2 separate regions of the Homo sapiens genome follow, and region 1 is linked to region 2. A link is a loop called in an ENCODE intact Hi-C map of the cell type or tissue named here. Cell type or tissue: MCF 10A. All regions are shown on one strand. Each heading gives the region's core, and the rest is flanking DNA. Links, peaks and the distances in the headings are about the cores only.

Region 1 (10,422 bases), core at 1,174-9,173, 190 kb before region 2:
CTTTATTAACATATCACATACACTATAAAACTAACACTGAAATACACACTGTATTCAGAAGATATAGAAAAAATATAAATAGAAGCTTCTTCCTACACAATCATGTATCATCTTGCTCAACCCCTGGAATAAACACTCCCCATATGATACCAATGGGTTAGAACAGGGATTGGCAAACCACGGTCTGGGCCTAATCCAGCCCATCGCTTATTTTTGCAAATAAAGCTTTATTGGTACACAGCCAACCAACTTGTTTACCAATTGCTTCTGGCCACTTCCTTGCCACAAAGATATGAATAATTGTGACAGAGATCATACGGCCCACAAAGCCAAAAATATTTACTATCTCACCCTTTACAGAAAACGTTTTCTGACCCCTAGATTAGGATTAATTTCAGGGTACTTATGAAGGAAAAGTTCTCCGGACAGAGTAATAAGGCTGAGCATATGAGATGGAAAAAAGAGAGGCAGAAGAGATAAATCTGCCAAGAATGCCAACAAAGTTGCAAAGCAGGTGTGATGATTAATTTTATGTGTCAACTTGATTGAGCTAAGGGATGCCCAGATAGCTAGAAAACATTATTACTGTGTGTGTCTGTGAGGATGTTTCCAGAAAATATTTACATTTGAATCGGTAGACTGGATAAAGAAGATCCATCCTCATGAACATGGATAGGCAACTTCAGTCCATCAAGTAGTCAAATAAAGCAAAAAGGCAGAAGAAGGGCAAATTCTTTCTTCTAGAGTTGGAATGTTCATCTTCTTTTGCCCTTAGACATGAGAGCTGCCCTTAGACATTCTGAAGCCTTTGGACTCTGACTCCAGAACTTACACCCCTGGTTCTAAGGCCTTCAGACTTGGACTTACAACACCAGCTTTCCTGGTTCTCCAGCTTGCAAACAGCATATGGTGGGACTTCTCAGCCTCCATAATCACATGCTAATGATATAATTCCCATAATAAATCATATATATCTATATTATACATATTATAAATATATAAAAATATATAAAAATAAAATATATTTATATATTATAAATATATAAAAAGAAACATATATATCCTACTGTTTCTTTTTATATATTTATAAAAATATATAAAAATTAGGGCTCTGGAGAGCCCTAATACAATAGGCATAGGAGTAAAATTTTCTACCAGGATACAACTATTAGAGTAGGGCTGACTATAGCATGACAGGGTACAAAAACGGAACTTTAATACCAGTAAAAAGAAAACATAAGTCAAAAGGCATAGACAGCAATAGTTGTGGCATTATTTTTTTAACTGGTGTTTCTAATAACACCTCCATCAGAGGGTAGGTATCTCTCTCCATTACAGCACGACTTGAGTTGGCATACCTTTTATATCCATTTTCCTACTTGCCATAAACGTCAAAATAGGCCCAAGGAGATATTTAAGATATCAATAGGCAAAAATTATAATTTAACATAAATAATGAATAGCAAAGATTCGAATTCAGTATCTCTCTAGCACACATATACCTGCACACACATAATTCTAGTACTGGCACCTTCTAGTAAATATCATAGTATTCCTTTGGTCATGAAAGAAGGTTTTAAAAATATGCTACTAAAAATAATTGTTGGGTTATGGAGAGTTAAGGCTTTCAGTCACCAATACTTTCTGTTCTTTCTGAAGTTTTATTATATTTAAAGTCAATGCCAAAGATTGTAGCATTTAGTTATTCTCCTATATTAGTTTTGACTTCCCAACTGGAGAAGACACAAATAAAAAAAAAAATTCTATATCTTTGTATGCCCCATGTAACTTGGTAATATACAGTACTCAATAAGTAATTATTAATTGGTTCTCCAGAAGTCATGTACAAAATACACTGCTACATGTCAAATCTAATTTTCCCATTGCTTTCATTGCAAAATAGGATATTCTTTTTTAAAAAAGTTTCAAGATAAAGTAGAAAAAACAGTGGACTAGGAGTATGCAAATCTACTTCTAGTCACAATTCGTGTGACAAACTAGCTTTGTGGACTTCAGCATATCACTGAATCTTCTTTATTTCCATTTCAGCATAATGATGGGTTAGAGCAGCTGATAATTAATATCCCATTTAGCTCTGAAAGTCTATGTGACAAAAATCACATTTAAGGATATAAAAAAATCTTTTAAAACCACACTATTCAGGTAAGGTATTGCAAAATGGCAGCAAGAAGGTCAAAGCCAGAGGCAGACATGGATTTGGGGGGCATGTGGTATTTAGGAAATGTTAAATCAGAGTGTGTCTAGATGGCTGTGCTTTCTCTAGATTGCCATAGACTCCATTCCTTCCATTGATCACATCAGCTATTTCACACATTGATGTTACCTGCTGATCTTAGAAGAGCATTTGAGTTTGGAACTCATGACTTATAAGGAATTATAATTCTGTTATTTTGATAGCTAAGTATTATCTTGTATATGTAAAACAGAAGTCCTATTGTTACTAAACCAAACTTGAGAACATATAATGTGAAGGTAGTAAGCTTCTACCAATATCCTTTAATTCTTTTTCTTTCATGATGTAACGTAGCATAATTACAAGAATGCTGAATTTTAGATATTAAAACAGTGGGTTCTGGTCTTCTCTTTTCTACTAATAAGACCTGTGACCTTGAGTGGAAATTCACTGAGGCTCTCTGGACCTCTCTTTTTTATTCCTAAAATGAAGGTGGAATGGTTAAATTGTGAGTCTAATGTACATTTTATTTCTACAATTCTACAGTTCTAAGATAACAGGCAATTTCATTGTTTTGAGTCTATTTCCTAGAATTTTGTGAAAGGCCTTTAGAAATAAACAGATTTTTCCAAGCTAAAGGAAGAAAAGATGTAGGAACACAGTAGACTGACAGAATCAAAAGACAGCAAAGATGAACAACTTCAGGAAAGGAGTGCTCATTTCCTGAAATGTAGAGAGCAATAAATAAAGTAATGGAAAAGCTCTCACTAAAACATGGAGCCAACATGGCTTGAAAATTCTTTAGCAGTGAGGTAAACTGGCTAATGGTAGTAGCATTAGGCTATGAACTAAGAATGCTATGCTGCAGTGCCTGCCATGTCATTTATTTGTGATTTTAGCTTCTTATTCAAATACACTGAGCCTCAACTTCCTCACTTGCTAAAAACAGGGAATAATAATGCTTTGAAACTGCAAATATATGTGTATAGTTGTTATGCATGTTACAATAGACACATTGTTTATAAGATATGAGTTCCTTAGTGTTGGAAGAGGCTATCCACCATGGACCCGGAGCATCCCTGAAATCATACTGGGTCTGCCACGAATGTGAGGCTCTGGACACTCTTTGCTCTCTATCCAGGCATTTTCTCAGGGCATCCTTGAGGAATGAAGTAACATCTCTCCCTGGGACAAAGAGCGAGCTTGCTCTAAAAGTGATAGACTCCCCAAGCTCACATCTCTCAACTCTAACACAAATCTACTATGTATGCAGCATCTACCTGAGCCCTCTATGTTGCTTCCAGTGGACTTGGGGGAAACTGACATGGATGGAAAGCTCAGCCTACATGTTGTACTATAAGTAATAATGTTCTTGTCTCTAATGAGTCCTGACTGTGTCTTCTGCCTATACCCATGAAACTGGCAGCACTAACTTTTTAGCTTGTAAATATGGGGAAATTCCAGACCCTTCAGAGACCCTATGGAGAGGCTTAGTAAATGTATGATTGTTAGGTGAATGCAAATTAGTGTATTTCATATGTATTTCATTATCTTTTCTTGGTAGAATAATCACAGTTCTATATTTTCATCTAGAACCAGGAAGACAATTTGTGTGATGTTTGCAATCTTCCTTCTTCCAGTCCTCACAAATTGTCATCTGTTGCATAATTCACTGCACTATCATCAACAACCCACTCTGCCATCCACTCAACATTTCTGACAAATGCCAGTACTTCACCACCTTTCTTCTTTATCTTCACACAGTCAGAATGTTTCCCACGTTCAAGCTAAAGACTTACAGCTTTACTACTAAGGTTCTTCTGATCCTGAGCTGATCCCAGATCTGCTACACTAATTGTAAAGCAAGTTATTGTAATGTTATCCAGCACCAAAATATAAAATATATTCTCCTAGTGGAAACTTTACAAGTTATACTTATATCCCTAATTGCACTTGAAATTGCTACAAGAAAACAAAGCTGAAAAGACTGTAAAATTGCTTAGGATCATAGACAGGAACTTGAAGATTTAAGTGCCACCTCTACTATATTTTGTCAGAATGTAAATATAATTGCAGGTGCCTAGAAAAAAAAAAGACAAGTATACCAATAAAAAATCTTACATGCTGAATACTAGGAGAGCAATAGCACTTCTATTATAAACCATTATATGTGATAATTGCCTTTTGAGAAATAGGGATAAAGATATTATCACTAACAGAAAGGCTTTAAAGAAATGCAAATTCCTGATTAGGATCATTTTCCAGTGAGGTAAACAGCTCTTTGTACATGATTATTTCTCTCCAGCTCTTAGCTTTCCTCACATTGTATACTACTGTTTGTTTTAGGTAATATATCTCAAACATCTTGACATACTTTCTCACCTTGCATTAGGAGTCATATTTTTTCTATGCCTAAAACTAAGTCTACATGAAACGACAAAGGATGCTTGCCAAACTATAATATGTTGTTTGTCCTCAAATGAATTTGGCACTCTTTTTATTGTTTATCTACATAAACTTGCCAATGGTATTAACAACCAGACAGAACAGGAATCTGACTCATTTGCAGCCAATTACAAAGCTCTAGGCTGTAAAGCTGACCAGTTTTTGTGACTCATTGCAAAATCAGAAATCAAGGTGAAATAGAGGATAGAACCTGGCCCCAATGCTAATTAAAACACTTTACTTCCCAGTATATCTGATGACAAAAACATGTGTCACAGTTGTTTCATAGCAGTTTATTAAGTAGTTAAAGTTTTATTAACTCTTTAAAGCCATAAGAAACACTAAACTCTAAAACCACATAATGTACTTGGGTATCAACGTAGCTTGAACATGGTCACATAAAACTAGAACATTAGCTTTCAGATAAACTCCAGGTAAATGTATCATACTAAGCGTTAGATTCTCTGCCAAATGAAAGTAAGGTTTAAATACAAACTGTTGGTTGAAGAGAAATAAAGGAAGAGAGAACATGTAACCCACCTGTATTTCACAGAAAATTCTCTTTTTACCAAAGCACTTTGTGCCTGCTTTACCCTGATACAGGATCATCTGCTTTTCTGTATGAGCATATATACTCTTTTGAGTCTTTCAAGGGGTCATCACTAATGTGTCTGGTATTTTATAGTTTATATTATGTTTTCACACAAAAATCTCATTTGATCCTCACAGCAATATAGTCAGCAGTTATTTTTATCATCAGCACTTAACAACATAGGAAATGGAGGATCCAGTATATTAAATAATTTGGCCAAGATATTTCAGCAGGAGAACCAGACCTTGGTGTTTGATCTTTAGTCCCTAAATCCCAGATTCTTTCTAAGTAGATGCAGTGATTTTATTAAGTGTGGCACATTTAATTAGATTCCCATTATCATCCAGGAACAAACCATCATTCTGGACTATGTTCACAGCATGGATGCACAAATGCAAAGTCTTGTTACTCATCCTCTCCAGCCACAGAAGCTGCTCCTGCAAGGAGTGCAAACATTTTCTCCTGGAAGGAATGTTTACTTCAGGGCAACTAACACAGGAACAAGTCTAGGAAGATATAAAATTCACTACAGTTTCAAGAAAGTAAAGCTTGCAGGCCAACCAAAAAGGGAGTGCAACCTCTTATAACAGTGAAAATCAACTCTTTGAGAGTAACATTCTGTTTTCAAGGGAAAGAATGATCCAAATTTAATGTCTGGACTATTAAATTATCTGTAGGAAATAAATGACTAGAAAAGTTATACACTCATTTGATTTTATTGCTGATGTCATAAAACTCTTTCTAAATGTAATTATGCCCTATAAGTAAATAAAATCAGTTGTAAGAGGCAGCTCTGAGCAAATTAGGGTTCTAGTTATTATCTTCTTTCTTAAATAAGGCAAAAGCACTGTGTACAAATTAAAATCAGGCTTCACTTAAAAGCCAGGCAAAGAAATGCCTTGCAAGTTGTAAACCCAAGGCCCAGCATTGGGTCCTAGAATTCTAAATGTATAGTGTCTATTCACTTCTAACTATTCACAGAACAATTTTATCTAAGAAACTGTCTAGGAGCTCCAAAACAAACTTTATAGCCATTTTGGACAATTCATCGTTGTTGGCCCAGCAAAGTAATCATGCCCTCACCTTCTTTATAGAAACAGGCAATCCATGCCCATATTCTTGTTGCTCCTCCCATTCAAGAAAACCATCTGTGCTCCCATTAATAAATGTGGTATTGTTAGAAAGACTCTCCAGGTAGACGTAGGAACCGTCACTATTTTCTCAATAAAAAAGTGACTGACAAAGCTCATCCCAAAGCTAATATTCTAACCTTTAAAATATCTGTATAACACTAGCTCTCTATTTATTTTTACTAGCAAAACTATATTTGTTTCCTGGAATTTCTTGAGCTCTCCAATCTATAGCACAATACACTTAGGTGCCATTTCTTTTCTGGTGAAGTTTCTGAAATTCATCAGGTCTTTGTAGCTTTGGTCAGAGAGGAAAGTGGAGGGAGTAGCAGTAGTCCAATATTTCACTACTAACCCATACAAGAAATCAGAGCTGAATCACTTAGCCATAACCACTCTCCGGCATTTTTTGTCTTCATCCATAGAACACATCTGTGAGGACCTGCTGAAAATGACACAGACACTTGGGGACATCTTTGGAAGAAGCAGGAAAGTACTCAATTGCTACAGGATATAACTGGCAATAGGATAATTTATTATCTAAGAATAATGTTGGGCACTTTAAATGCCACCTTTCTTCTGAAAGCTTATAGTTCTTCATGAAAATAAAAGTTTTTCCAAGCAGCTAAGGCTAGATCAGTTTTATAAGGCATACTGAGATGCTAAGAAGAAAAGCAACTTGCTCAAGGTTATACAATAATTTGGAAAAAGACTAAGAGTCACTTCCATACTCCCAAGGCACTTGAGAGACCCTCATTCCTCCACATACCCCAGTTACTCAAGAAAGAGGATGTAGCACACTGTATGAATTAAATGAGCGAAAGCTTTAGATTCAGAAAGACTAAATTCAGATTCAAATCCTGGTTCTGCCATTTACTATTTATTGGTGACAATTTCAGCATGTCTCTGAGTCTGAGTTTTCCTGTCTGTAAAATCCAACTAATAATATGCAAATCTTGCAAGATTTTGATAATGCATGGCTTAATATACTGACTGATAAGTAGGAGATACTCAATACAGGCCAACTTTTTTTAGCTGCTCTGTCCTATTCTCTATAAATTGGCTTTCAATAAAGCAGTGGAAGCATTTTTGGGTTTTTAAAACCAAAAACCAGTTTGCAGAGATATAAGCACATTTTTGAACTTTCATAAAATAAAAAAGCAAAGGTCATTTGCTTACAGAGCTACAACCAGCTATTCCAGTCTATTTTTGAAAGCTACTTAAAGGCCATACTTAGCAGTTGAGTATAGTTGGACACCAGAAACTTTGGCAGAAACTACCATCAACTCAGTCACATTGGTAGTACTTATGAGCACCTGTTAAATGTGATGATAGCATGTTATATGTCTTTGTGAATGCCTCTACAGTAAGCATATAAAACGCTTTTTTGATCCATCTTCACTAAGTATATTCAGAGTACTCACTGGGCTTCTGGAATAGTTTAAAATATAAAGTGTCTCTAAAATAATGTTTTGATTCATTAACTGCAATGGGACCAAAACCAGAAGGATTTGGCAGCAGGCTTGTTCCCCTGGTTCTTAGGCTGCTTCAGAGCAGTGCCAGCTTAGAGAAGGGATGATCAATGTCTCACATTCCACACTTTAGGCACTAATAGATCCTTGGCTCCAGGATTCCAGGGTTCAGAGGGAATGCCAGAACACACATGCTGTGACAGAATCATTTTGGAAGCATTCATGCAGGCCAGAGAAATTAATAACTACCTTGGGCACTGACTTGCTCAGGCAACAGCTGTTTTGCACCGGACAGTGATTAGGATTGATCTCTTTATCCTGTGCAGATACTGTCATACTGTCAATGTTCACACACACACACACACACACACAACACACATACACACACAGTCTTCTGATATAACTCAGGGATCAGCATAACAGAAGTACCCCCTCCATGGTACATAGATCAGTTTGAAAAACCACCTGGCTTGCTTAAACCTGGCTAGCAATTTACACTTACGCTCATATATTCACTTCACTTCATTATGCAACAAGCATTTATAAAATATATTTAAAATTCTCAAGAAGCCTACTGTTTTCCTATTTAACCACTGAGGATGGAAATACAAACAAGACTGGTAAGGTCTCTGCCTTCTAAAGGCTTACTTTCTAGCATAGAGTACAGATTAGTACATAGACAAACCAATCTGATGGAAGGTGTTTTTCAGGAGTACTTAATACCTCTCCAGAATGGTAATAAGAATATTGAATTCTGCCCCCAGTCATTTTGGAAGATTGTTCATGTCTCAGGAGGCTACTTTCCAAGAAATCCATGTCCCTGGAGTAGAGGACTATAATGAACATTTCTTATTTTTAAAATATTTGGCCTGAAAAATAACTTGCCCTCATATGTTCTGGTACAAATTAACTGCCTAGGTCAGGATACAAATAAGGGGCCTTATCAGGAGAAAATGTCAAAAAGTTTATAAAGATCCTGGCTAGCCAAGACTTGCTAATAGTAATGTTCACTAGCAAAATAACTAATATCAGATGATTAACAATCTAGATGATAATAGGATTTTCTACTGAAGTCCTACTAAAACAAAATATTAAAACATAGAGGCTACTTGAAACAACACTGCTGCTTGATGAGCTCATTCTGAAGCATCCCACTTTCCAATCACCACTTTCTCCTTTCTTCGGGTTATTCCCTATCACCAACAACGCTGGACCCCCTACCAGGCCCTGTGATTCATCGATACTACCACCTTTTTACCCTCCCTTGCCACCTTCACACCTCAGGCAGCTTAAATTCCAAGGTCAATCCTTATGAACACTCCTCTCACAGGCTGATTTTGTTGCCTCCCTCTTATTTTGTCATCTTGTTTGAGAAAACACAAAGCCCTAGTTAAATGTCTTTCTATCCACCCTGTGGTGTTTGTACTCTGCATAATTAATGTGATGGGAGAAAACAAAACCATGACTGGTCTCATATAACACTAACACTAACCCAAGTGGACATTACTGTTATCCAGTAATCATCCTCCACTTCTCAGTCCATTCACTCTCCCGTCTGTATTTCATATTTTCTCTCTTTAAACCTCTAACACTTCCCCCTGCCCTTACTTTCAGCTGCTTTTTTTGCTTCCTATTTCATTGAGAAACTAGAAGCAATCAGAAGAGAACTTCTAAAGCCTGTGTCCTGAGAGTATCTGTTCCCATACACTCCATGTGCCCTCTCATTACTACAGGTGAAAATATTTTACATTCCCATCTAAGGCCCAACCCCTGTACTTATATTACAACAGCTCTCATCCACTCTCATCTTCTTATAGATACTGTTCCAGCAATTCTTCCTTTTTCTTCCTTCACTTGTGATTTTCCCTCTCCTCCTAATTGTTTCTATCAGTATAAAAATATATTGACATTTCTCCCATCTTAAATAAGGGGAAAAAAGAAGTGCTCTCTCTTGATCTCACCTCCCCCAACAGTCACCTAATTTCTGTGTTCTTCATAACTATTTGCAATAGTTATCCATATTTATCTAATTTCTCTCCCTCAATTCTCTTTTGAATTGATCACGCTACTAAAATAGTAGGTGTCAAGGTCATCGTTGACCTCCACAGTGCTAACCCCAATGTCAATTTTAAGTCTTTGTCTTCCTTGATCTGTAAGCAGAATCTAACACAGTAGATCCAACACTCTCTGCTCCTGGGAAGACAATCTTCACTCAGTATCCTGCACATCTCAGTCTCCCATTTTTTGTTTTTTCTTCCTCACTTGCTGCTCCTTCTCAGTCTCTTTGTTAGTTTCTCCTTATTTCCCTAAAATCTAAATACTCCACAGCTTACTACTCAGACTTCTCTAACTCCCTCCCATGATTATATCATAGTCTCATGGCATTAACTACCATCTATAAACTGAGGTATCTCAGGTTGATAACTGATACTGGTCCTTTCCCATGAACTCCAAATCCAGATATCCAACTCTCTATTCAATATCTCCATCTAGATATCTAACAAACATTTCAGACTTTATATAGTAGTACTCCCTTATCTGAGGGTGGATACATTGAAGACCCCTAGTGGATGCCTGAAACTGTGGGTA
Region 2 (10,422 bases), core at 1,265-9,264:
TCAGTTTTGTCAGTCTTAAGATCTCTGTTTTAATTTTAACGCTGGTCAGTTGTGTCTGAATTCCAAAGGGAGGATGGTATAGTGAGGAATGTTTGACACCCCCCTACTTCCCATTATGGCCTTAACTAGTGTTTCAGATTTACTTTGGAATGCCTGTGGCCAACAAGAGGATCCATTTAACTGGCTGGGGGGCTTAAAATTGTATTCTTGGTTTACACTGTGAATTAAATGATCCCATTCATTCAGTGTAGTGAATTTCTATTGTTTTTGCTTGCCCAGCACTACTCTTTCCCATCTTTCCTCCAGCCCCTACTTCAGATCTGCCCAGAATTCACCACTTTACTGGGCCTGTCACTGACCCTACTTTCACAATTTCCCTTCTCATTTGTTCTCTACAGAAAGTACCTGTCCTTTCTCTTATTCCCTTAGAACCCAGCTCTCATCTAAGGAACTGATTTGTTCATTTAAAGAATATGTTAACTAATAAAGACCTAATGCTGTAGTGTGTTATGTCCATGCAGATATCATTTACATGTTAATGGCCACCTACATTGTAGTAACCCAAAGAATTCAAGTGCAGGGAATGTCAGGCCTCAGGCTAGTCAAGGAAGGAAACTTCAGAGCCATGGGTGGTTTTTATTTTTTACTTTTTATATTTTTTTAAGATGGAGTCTCACTCTGTTGCCCAGGCTGGAGTGCACTGGCATGATCTCGGCTCACTATAACCTCCGCCTCCCAGGTTCAAGTGATTCTCGTGCCTCAGCCTACTGAGTAGCTGAGATTACAGGCGTGTGCCACCTTGCCCGGCTAATTTTTTGTATTTTTCATACAGACGGGGTTTCACCATGTTGGTCAGGCTGGTCTCAAACTCCTGACCTCAAATGATCTGCTTACCCTGGCCTCGCAAAGTGCTGAGATTACAGGCATGAGCCACCATGCCTGGCCAGTGGGCACTTTTTAATCAGCAATTTTAGAGTGAGGCCAGTACCTTCTCTCCACAAACCTGTCTCCAAAAGTAAAATACATTATCAATCAATACATATGTCTTGAGTACCTACAATGTGCTTAGCACTGTTCTAGATCTCAGGATAGATGAAAGGTGAAAATGAAAAATATCAGACACTGTTCTTCACCTTAAATTGCCTATATAATAATATTTATGAAGTTAGAAAAAGCTGGCATCTATAACCTACTAGTTAGCCACTCTGATATATTTCTGGAACAACCCTAAACAACATTTTCTTCTTTTCTCAGTAAAACCTAACTCTCCCACATACAAAAAAACCTACATACTCATTTTGGTTAATAAACACCATTCTCCCAGTAACCTAGACACAACACCTCTTCCCTTTACTCAACCAGCCAGTTGTCTAGTCCTGTTGATTCTAGCTCAGCCCTGTCAATCAACCATCCCAATCTTTCTTTTCTCACTGCTACTATTACGTTCATGCCTCTATCATCTCTTTGCTTGATTATTGCAATGGTCTCCGTGTCTACAGAATGTCCCCACTCTCAGCCATTCTATCTATACATTGGTTTAATTTAATCTTAAGTAGATCTGTGTCCATGTCACTTGTCTGATAAAAAAGTCTATAATTCTCCATTTTCAATAGAAATCTAAATTCCTGGCCAGGCAGAGTGGCTTATGCCTGTGATCCCAGCACTTTGGGAGTCCAAGGCGGGTGGATCACCTGAGGTCAGGAGTTCAAGACCAGCCTGGCTAACATGGCGAAACCCTGTCTCTGCTAAAAATACAAAAATTAGCCAGGCGTGGTGGTGGGTGCCTGTAATCCCAGCTACTCAGAGGCTGAGGCAGGAGAATCACTTGGACCCAGGAAGCAGAGGTCACAGTGAGCCAAGATCGTGCCAGTGCACTCCAGCCTGGGCAACAGAGCAAGACTGTCTCAAAAAAAAAAAAAAAAAAAAATCTAAATTCCTTAGCCTGACACTCAGATCTTTTCATGGTTTGGACCAATCTTACCTTTCCAGCCCTGGCTCTCATTAGGTTTCCTTTGTTAAACTTTGTTACATCACATTCATTGAACCAATAACTATTTCTTATAAGAATTCCTGTTTCCATGTTTGTGTCTGCTCTTAACTTCTAACTTGGCAAGTCCTTCTTTCCTCCTCTTTCTCTGCCCACCCAAATTGTATCCATTCCTTAAGGGTCAAATACCACCTCCACCATGAAGCAGTCAGAAGCTGACTATCTGTCTCTAAATGTTTGTAGGATTGTATCGGATTATCCAACACCACGTTGATCAATTTCTAGCTTGTTTCATAGTTATTAGCAAACACAACTTATCCTTCCTGCTGGCCTATAAACTCCTCAAAATGAAAGACTAGCATTGGTGGTAGACAGAAGTTAGATACTACCTTCCATCTGGAGAATCCAGGAACAAAAATAAGCAAGAAGTAGCCTTTAAACTGAGCCTTAAAAATGAGGAAATTTTGAATGTAAGAAAACTGAAAAGATCTGTTCAAGAGAAGGGAGGGTCTCTGGGCCAGGTACGATGGTTCACACCTGTAATCCCAGCACGTTGGGACGCCAAAGTGGGCGGCTCACTAGAGTCCAGGAGTTCGTTCAAGACCAGCCTGGCCAACATGGTGAAACCCCATCTCTACTAAAAATACAAAAAAAATAAAATTAGCCAGGTGTGGTGGCACGCACCTGTAATCCCAGCTACTCAGGAGGCTGAGGCAGGATAATCCCGGCTACTCAGGAGGCTGAGGCAGCTACCCGGGAGGTGGACGTTGCAGTAAGCTGAAATGTCACCACTGCACTCCAGCCTGGGTGACAGAGCAAGACCCTGTCTCATAAAAAAAAGAAAAAAAAGTAAAATTTGCTTTTAAATTAAATTTTTTTAAAAACAGAGAGAAGGGAGGATCCTGGCGTAAGGCTAACTTTTAAATTGTATTTATAAGGAAAACAGAGTTATCCAGTTTGGGTTGAGCTCAGAGTGTCTGAAAATTTGCTTTTTTGCTTTCCAAATTATAGGTAAAGTATCATCAGAATAACTTTCTTTGAGTATAGATTTTTAACTCACAAAGCTCCTAATAAGCACATAACTTAGATACGCACCCCAGAGGAACCACACTTTGGCTAGTGATCTACAGAATATGTTATACTTCTTGCACTTTTCCAGGTTAGCCAGGGGAAGGAAAGGAAGGGAGTTAGAATGTTCAGCACCTCTTGGCAATGTTGCCCAGTGACCTGGCAGCCAAAGCATTACTGCAGCCCACTAGAGGAAACACTGGGCACAGAATAATAAACTTACCTGTGAGAATATTCAAAAAGATCCAAGTTGGCCTTAACCTATATCTTAAAATTATTCTATTATTAAGTTTATACAGCAGGATATGAATTCAATTCTTATCCTGACACATATTTTCCTGTAAGTCGTCTTTGGTTGCATTAAGAATACAAAGAAACTCTGAAATATTTTTAAAATATCTACCAAGCTTGAAAAGTATGTATGCTTCTGTCTACTGCATACATCCCTGTTCCTTCTTTTATTTTGAAGAAAATGAATAGAGAATAATAATTTTCTAACCACTTAGAAAATTCTTTTGAGAAAATGTACTGATATCTTCATTCAAGAAGTAGTTATTGCTTATTTCTGTTCTGACAGGCACTTTTTTAGCACTGAAAATGCAGCAGTGAGTCAAACAGACAAAATGTGTTGTCTTCGTAGGGCTTACATTTTGGCAGAGGGAGACAAACAGTAAACAAAATCAATATGTAAGTTATGTAGTTATTAGAAGGTGGGAAGTGCTATGGAAAAAAATTGAGAGGAAAGGGGAGTGGGAATGCTGGGGACAGAGGACGGTGGGGGTGAAGGGAGTAGCAACTGCATATAGAAGATCAGGGAAGTCTTCACAGAGAAAGCGACATTAGAACAAAAAGATTTGGAAGCATTAAGAAAGTTAGTCACATGATTATCAGGGGAAAAGCATTCCAGGCATAGGGAACAGCCACTGTAAAAGTCCTGAGGTGGGAACAGGTCTGGCATCATCAAGGAAGAACAAGGAGGTCACTCTGATGGGTGCTGCCATGGGAATTTGAGGCAATAGAAAGAGATGCTCATGGTATAATATAGGAAGTTACCCCAGACATGAGAATATGTAGCTTAGATACATGGAGTCAGCTTCATAAAGAAGGAAAGATGTTACCTAAAATGAAACTTTAATGTTCCTGCTGGAAAAGCCATGGTAATTTAGGAGTAAGGCAACAACCTTGGGGGATGGTGGCCCAGCAGTGGGCGAATGGAGGCGCTATATATATATATATACACACACACACACACACACACACACACACACACACACACATATATACACACGCACATATATATACATATATATACACATATATACATATATAAATATATATATACACACATATATATACATATATATACACATATATACATATATATACTCACACACTTTAAGTTATAGGGTACATGTGCACAACGTGCAGGTTTGTTACATATGTATACATGTGCCATGTTGGTGTGCCGCACCCATTAACTCGTCATTTACATTAGGCCAACATCATCCTGATACCAAAGCCTCGCAGAGACACAACAAAAAAAGAGAATTTTAGACCAATATCCCTGATGAACATCGGTGCAAAAATCCTCAATAAAATACTGACCAACCGAATCCAGCAGCACATCAAAAAGCTTATCCACCATGATCAAGTTGGCTTCATCCCTGGGATGCAAGGCTGGTTCAACATACACAAATCAATAAACGTAATCCATCCTATAAACAGAACCAAAGACAAAAAACCACATGATTATCTCAATAGATGCAGAAAAGGCCTTCAACAAAATTCAACAGCCCTTCATGCTAAAAACTCTCAATAAACTAGGTATTGATGGGACATATCTCAAAACAATAAGAGCTATTTATGACAAACCCACAGCCAATATCATACTGAATGGGCAAAAACTGGAAGCATTCCCTTTGAAAACTGGCACAAGACAGGGATGCCCTCTCTCACCACTCCTATTCAACATAGTGTTGGAAGTTCTAGCCAGGGCAATCAGGCAGGAGAAATAAATAAAGGGTATTCAACTAAGAATGGAGGCTTTGACTCCTACAACTGGAGAGGCCTCCCACTCTCCCACACTGGTTTCTGCCTCCACCCTGTGGGCTGCATGCAAATGACACAAACCCAGACAAAAAGGAGTTTTGGAAGAGTGTTAGCATTAACATGTGATCTCATGCTTCATCTTTGGCATAGCTGATTCTGTTTTTTCTGATAGTTTAATCTTTCCCCAAAATTTTGCAGAGGGACAGAAAGACAATTTGGCGTGGATGTGTATCTGCTTCCTATAGTATATATTCCCAGAAATGCAGAGGGGAGAGGGATATTGCAGTAAAAAATGGTTGTTATGGTCTAAATGTGTGTGTCTCCCCAAAATTCATATGCTGAAATCCTAACCCCCAAAGTGATGATATTAGGAGGCGGGGCCTCTGGGTGGTGATGAGGTCATGAGGGCAGAGCCTTACACAAGAGGCCCAAGGGAGCTCCCTCACTCCTAATGATGTGTGAGGGACAGGTGAGGACACGGCAAGAAGGTGTTGTCTATGAGCCAGAAAGTAGGCTCTCACCAGACACTGAAGCTGCTGGCACTTTGATCTTGGACTCCAGAACAGAGAGAAATAAATTTCTGTTGTTTATAACCTACTTGATTTATCATACACTGTTATGGTAGTCCAAATGGACTAAGACAGTGGTATCTAGTTAATGTAGAAATTTGGGGGATTTTAGGGGAGTACTGTACCTGACTCAACCAAAATCTACTAACAGATTTTCTTCATTCTAAATGAAATCTTAATTTAACAATTGTCCCTACAATCGATTGCCTTATTAAATGGTATTCTAGTATGTTATGCTAAACAAACAATAAATCATAAATTTAAATATCATATCTTAACCCCACTATAAGCACTGAACTCAGATATTTCTAAGACAAAGAACAAAGATTGAATTATTGAATACCATTACTATGTGTTAAAGATGAGCTCTCTAAAGCCCATTAAAACGTGTGTGCTTGAATCCTCCTTTATTTCAAAAAGTTGGAAAACAAAGAATGAAAAACTTTGCCTCACTAAAAATATCTGTGCCAAACTGCAAATATGTATGAGGAAGTTGTCACTTAATAATAGCCAGGCAAACTCTTTCAAAATACCTGAAACCAATATAACAATAATTATTATTCACTTAAAAGCTCTGAGCTTAGCATGATTTCTATATTTGTGTGAGCTTTAGGTTATCATATTTGATTCTGTCTCATTTCACAGCAAAGCAATGTCATATATAATGATATTATTGACCTCAGAAAAACAACTACCTGTTATAACAGGATATCTTAATCCTGCTAAATTAGTGGTTTGTCACTAATTTGCTCCAGCACTAATTTTATCAAGGTGCAAACACCATGCATAGCAATCCACCTGCATTTACTGGTATTAAAATCTAGGCCTTTTCTTCAACAACACTGCCACCTTCTGCTTAGTATAGACTTTCACTTTATTTCTATGCCTTCAAGAGTTGTGAGATTCACTTTGAAATAATATATACTTAAAAGTTAGAAGGGACCATGAGAATGTCTAATCAGGTCCCCACATTCTATAGATGAGGAAACTGAGGCCCAAAGGGATTAAGTCACTTACCCAATGTCCTACATTCATTTTCTCCAGATTAAATCTCACAGTTATTAATTCTCCCTAGTTCTCTTCCCACTGACATATTTATTATTAAACTGTATAGAGAAGTTACATCAAGACATTGATTATAATAATCTAGAAGCATGGAATCTTAGACTATGTTTTATACTTTTTGTTTATTTGCATTATATAAATTTTTTATCATAAGCAAAAAATATATTTTTTCAATTTTAAAAGATTTGTATTTGTTCAATGTGTAGCCTTAAATAGAAAAATTATTCTAGATCAGAAAAGCAGACAACTAAAATTTTTTCTTTTAATCTCCTCCATTTTCTTCTGAATTATGAAAATGTCTATCAAATCAGGCACAATACCAATGCTAATGGGTAGGTTTTAGAAAAATAAGATGCAAGAATGTAGCATGCAAACTTAGAAGTAGCCAACAAGAATTGTGTTGTAAAGCTTTATATGTTTAGCAAATCCTATAGATATATTTTAAAGTAGGCGATTTTAAACAATAAACTCGCGTTTAGCAGGGTTTTTTGAAAAGGTTTTCTGCCAACTTAAATGCCTCATTTGTTTAGGTTGGGTGTAGATTCTATCAGCATTTCTAGTATAAACCATGCTTAGTGGAGAGTTACTATCTTTCTAACATAATACATATTTGTCAATATTTTGTTACAGATTTTTTTGTCTATGTCACAAGGGATATTGATCTGTAGTTTTATTTTACTGTGATAACTCGTTTTAATATTAGAGTAATGTTGGCCTCATAAAATTAGTTTGGCCTCACATTTTCTGGAAGAGGTTTTTATAAAGCCAGAAATATTTCTTTCTTATATGTTTTATAGAATTCACTAGTAAAACTATGGTTTCCTTTGAGGTAAGGTTTCTATTTATGAATTCAAGTTATTTAGTAGAGATAGATCTATTCTCATTTTTTATTTATATTTTAGTTCATTTTGTTAATTGGTATTTTTCAAGGATTTGTCCATTTAATCCAAGTTGTCACATTTATTGGCACAAAGATGTTCATAAATATTTTCTGTTGTCTTCTCAAATTCTGTAGGATCTGTAGTGATATCCCCTCTTTCAATCATTGGTGATTTGTCTCTCTTTTTCTTGATTAGTCTGATGAGAGGTTTATCAACATTTTTTGTACTTTCCAAGAAGTAGCTTTTGGTTGTATTGATTTTATCTAATGTTTCTCTAATTTTTATGTTGTTAATTTCTGCTCTTTATTGTTTCTTTCCTCCTACTTACTTTGGGTTCTTTTTCTAGTTTCTTATGATGAAAGCCAAGATCATTATATTTAAATCGCTTTTCTAACATAAGCATTTAAAGATATGAATGGATTTCTATACCCTGCTTTAGCTGCATTTCACAAATTTTTATATATTTTATTTTCATTAATATTCAGTTCTATTTTCTAATTTCTCTTGTCATTTCTTCTTTGACCCATCAGTTTTTTTACAGTGTGTTGTTAAATTTCCAAACATTTCAGAATTCTCTAGATTATTATGTTATTGATAACTTATTTAATTCAGTTGTGGTCACAGAACAAATTCTGCATAATTTCAATCCTTTAAACCTAGTTGAAAATTGTTTTATAGTTCAGCATATGGTCTATCTTAGAGAATGTTCCAAGTACACTTGAAAAGAATTCACATTCTCCCATTGTTTAAATGAGTATTCTATTAATGACACATAGATCAAGTTGGTTTAAATAGTTTTTTATGTCTACCAACTCAATATTCAAAGTATACATTTACTTTGTAGTTTAAAGTTTATTTCAATAATTTTTAGATCACTGTACTCACCCTGGAGTGATATCAAACCAGAGTTTAATATCATTGCCTAAGCAATTAATCAGTTTGAAAGCTAGAGACCACATGATTTCCTAAGTTATTCTAAAATTTTATAATTAGGCACAAATTTGAAATGTAAATTAGAACTCTTCATTGAAGGGTCAATGGAATTTTGTTCTAAAATATAAGATTAGTGAAATAAAAGGTAAAATTAAGAGTTATTCATACTTTTACAAAGTAGAATAAAATTTAACTTGTAAAATTGTCAATGCATTTAGCCTTCTAGGTTTAATTCTAATTAACCTACATTATATGAAAAAAAATTAAAGTTCTTTGTCCTAAAGCTGGTGGGTTATTATGATGCTTTGCTTCCATTTTCTTAAAACTGGTTGGTCTGTAACTTCTTGATTTATGCTGTGGTTCTTGCATACTGTACTTCATAAAATATAGAATATAAATAAAGGTTAGAAATTAGAGATTTCTATTATTTCTGTTAATTAACCTTAATTTAACAGAACCTTCTGTTCAATTTAACCTTTGGGGGCTGCATGCATATGTACATATGTGTGTAATACTTGAGAAAGACTTCAAGATTTTCCCTGGGAATATATGCAGAGTTCTGAGATAGTACAGATACTGATCTGGGTATCCCACTGGAAGAATAGCTTACCTTCATTTGTCAGTCGTAGGATAATATGCTATACTCCACCACCCAACCCATTCTACTAATCAGCAATTGTGGCAAGAGCACCTAGAAATATATGCAAATATTCATATTCCTTTTCTTGTATTCAAAGCCAAGACCTCTGGGAGTTCTTTAACAGTTCAGAAGTTTAAGCTGCTTTTCTATCTCTTCCTCTCTCACCAGTCCACAATGACTGCACCTGCTGGAATACTGAAAACTGTCATAAAATATCTAAGGAAATTATCATTATTTGAGAAATATTGAAGAGGGAAAGAATATCAGAGAAGGGCCAAAGTAAAGCAACAACTTGTTGTTAAAAGACATGAGCTTTATATAAGGTGATGTAAAGGACTCTAGCGACTCAGTAGGGGGAGGGTAAGAGGAGGGCTAAGGATAAAAAACTATATATTAGATACAATATATACTACTCAGGTGATAAGTGCATGAAAATCTCAGAATTCACCACTATATAATTCATCCACGTAACAAAAAAACAGTTCTACCCCAAAAGCTACTGAAATAAATTTTTAAAAAAAGGATACGAGCTTTGAACATGAAGAAAGAATCATGCCTGGTTTTTCATTTAGGAATTGTGTGACACTGGGCAGTTTTAGGCCAACTTCCTCATCTATAAAATGAGCATTATAAATGTTTTATAGACACATATAATACGTTGCATAGTACACAGAAGGTGATTACTAGGAATTTCCCTCTAACCACCCTCCAGCACACCTGTCCAATTCCTCTACTGGATATAACTTGATGTTTTAAGGACACAGTTTCATCTTACAGATTACGGTTGTGAAAGTAAATATCAGGAAGAATAGGTGTATTTCCCACACAAATTTAAGCAATGCGTTGTGACCATCCCATAGACCATAAAGGCACTCGTTTTTGTTTTTTTTTTTTTAATTATCTGAATTCTACAATACATGGTCCTAAATCCTTTATTCTCCATTCCTTTTTCAGCAGCCAATCAGATTGTTTACTGTATAAGTTATACTTACTGTGTTATCACAGGTGACAGTAGTCAGTAAATATTAACTAAGGTTCAAGAAGTGTGCTTTACAGTAGTAAGAATTGAAAAGTATTTATTCTTAGAATTTTAATCACATTATAATTAAATAATATGTATACTAATGAGTCATTAGTGAATTGAGAGGTAAAAATTTTCAGATATTCTTCTTTTGAAATTACCTCTACTTGTATAATTTTGTTTCTAAGGGAAAGTTCATCATTGCTTAA

What was found. Peaks named below come from ENCODE experiments on the same cell type or tissue, not always from the same donor. Only the 100,000 strongest peaks of a DNase experiment are listed, where the experiment ranks them.
Region 1: a loop joins it to region 2, with 3.0 times the contacts of the local background. A loop is called at or near these places in 3 of 110 quality-filtered maps.

Annotation. Positions count from the first base shown.
Region 1 is chr4:149,704,166-149,714,587 of GRCh38, forward strand. All of the region lies in intron 5 of IQCM (IQ motif containing M), which reads right to left. Among named protein-coding and RNA genes, the nearest start is that of IQCM, 110 kb to the right of the region's middle. In MCF 10A, for the core only: no CTCF peak of the experiment used is centred there; a DNase peak (open chromatin) is centred at 4,756.
Region 2 is chr4:149,891,474-149,901,895 of GRCh38, forward strand. No RefSeq gene overlaps it. Among named protein-coding and RNA genes, the nearest start is that of IQCM, 81 kb to the left of the region's middle. In MCF 10A, for the core only: CTCF peaks have their summits at 5,150 and 6,502 (motif pointing left); a DNase peak (open chromatin) is centred at 5,168.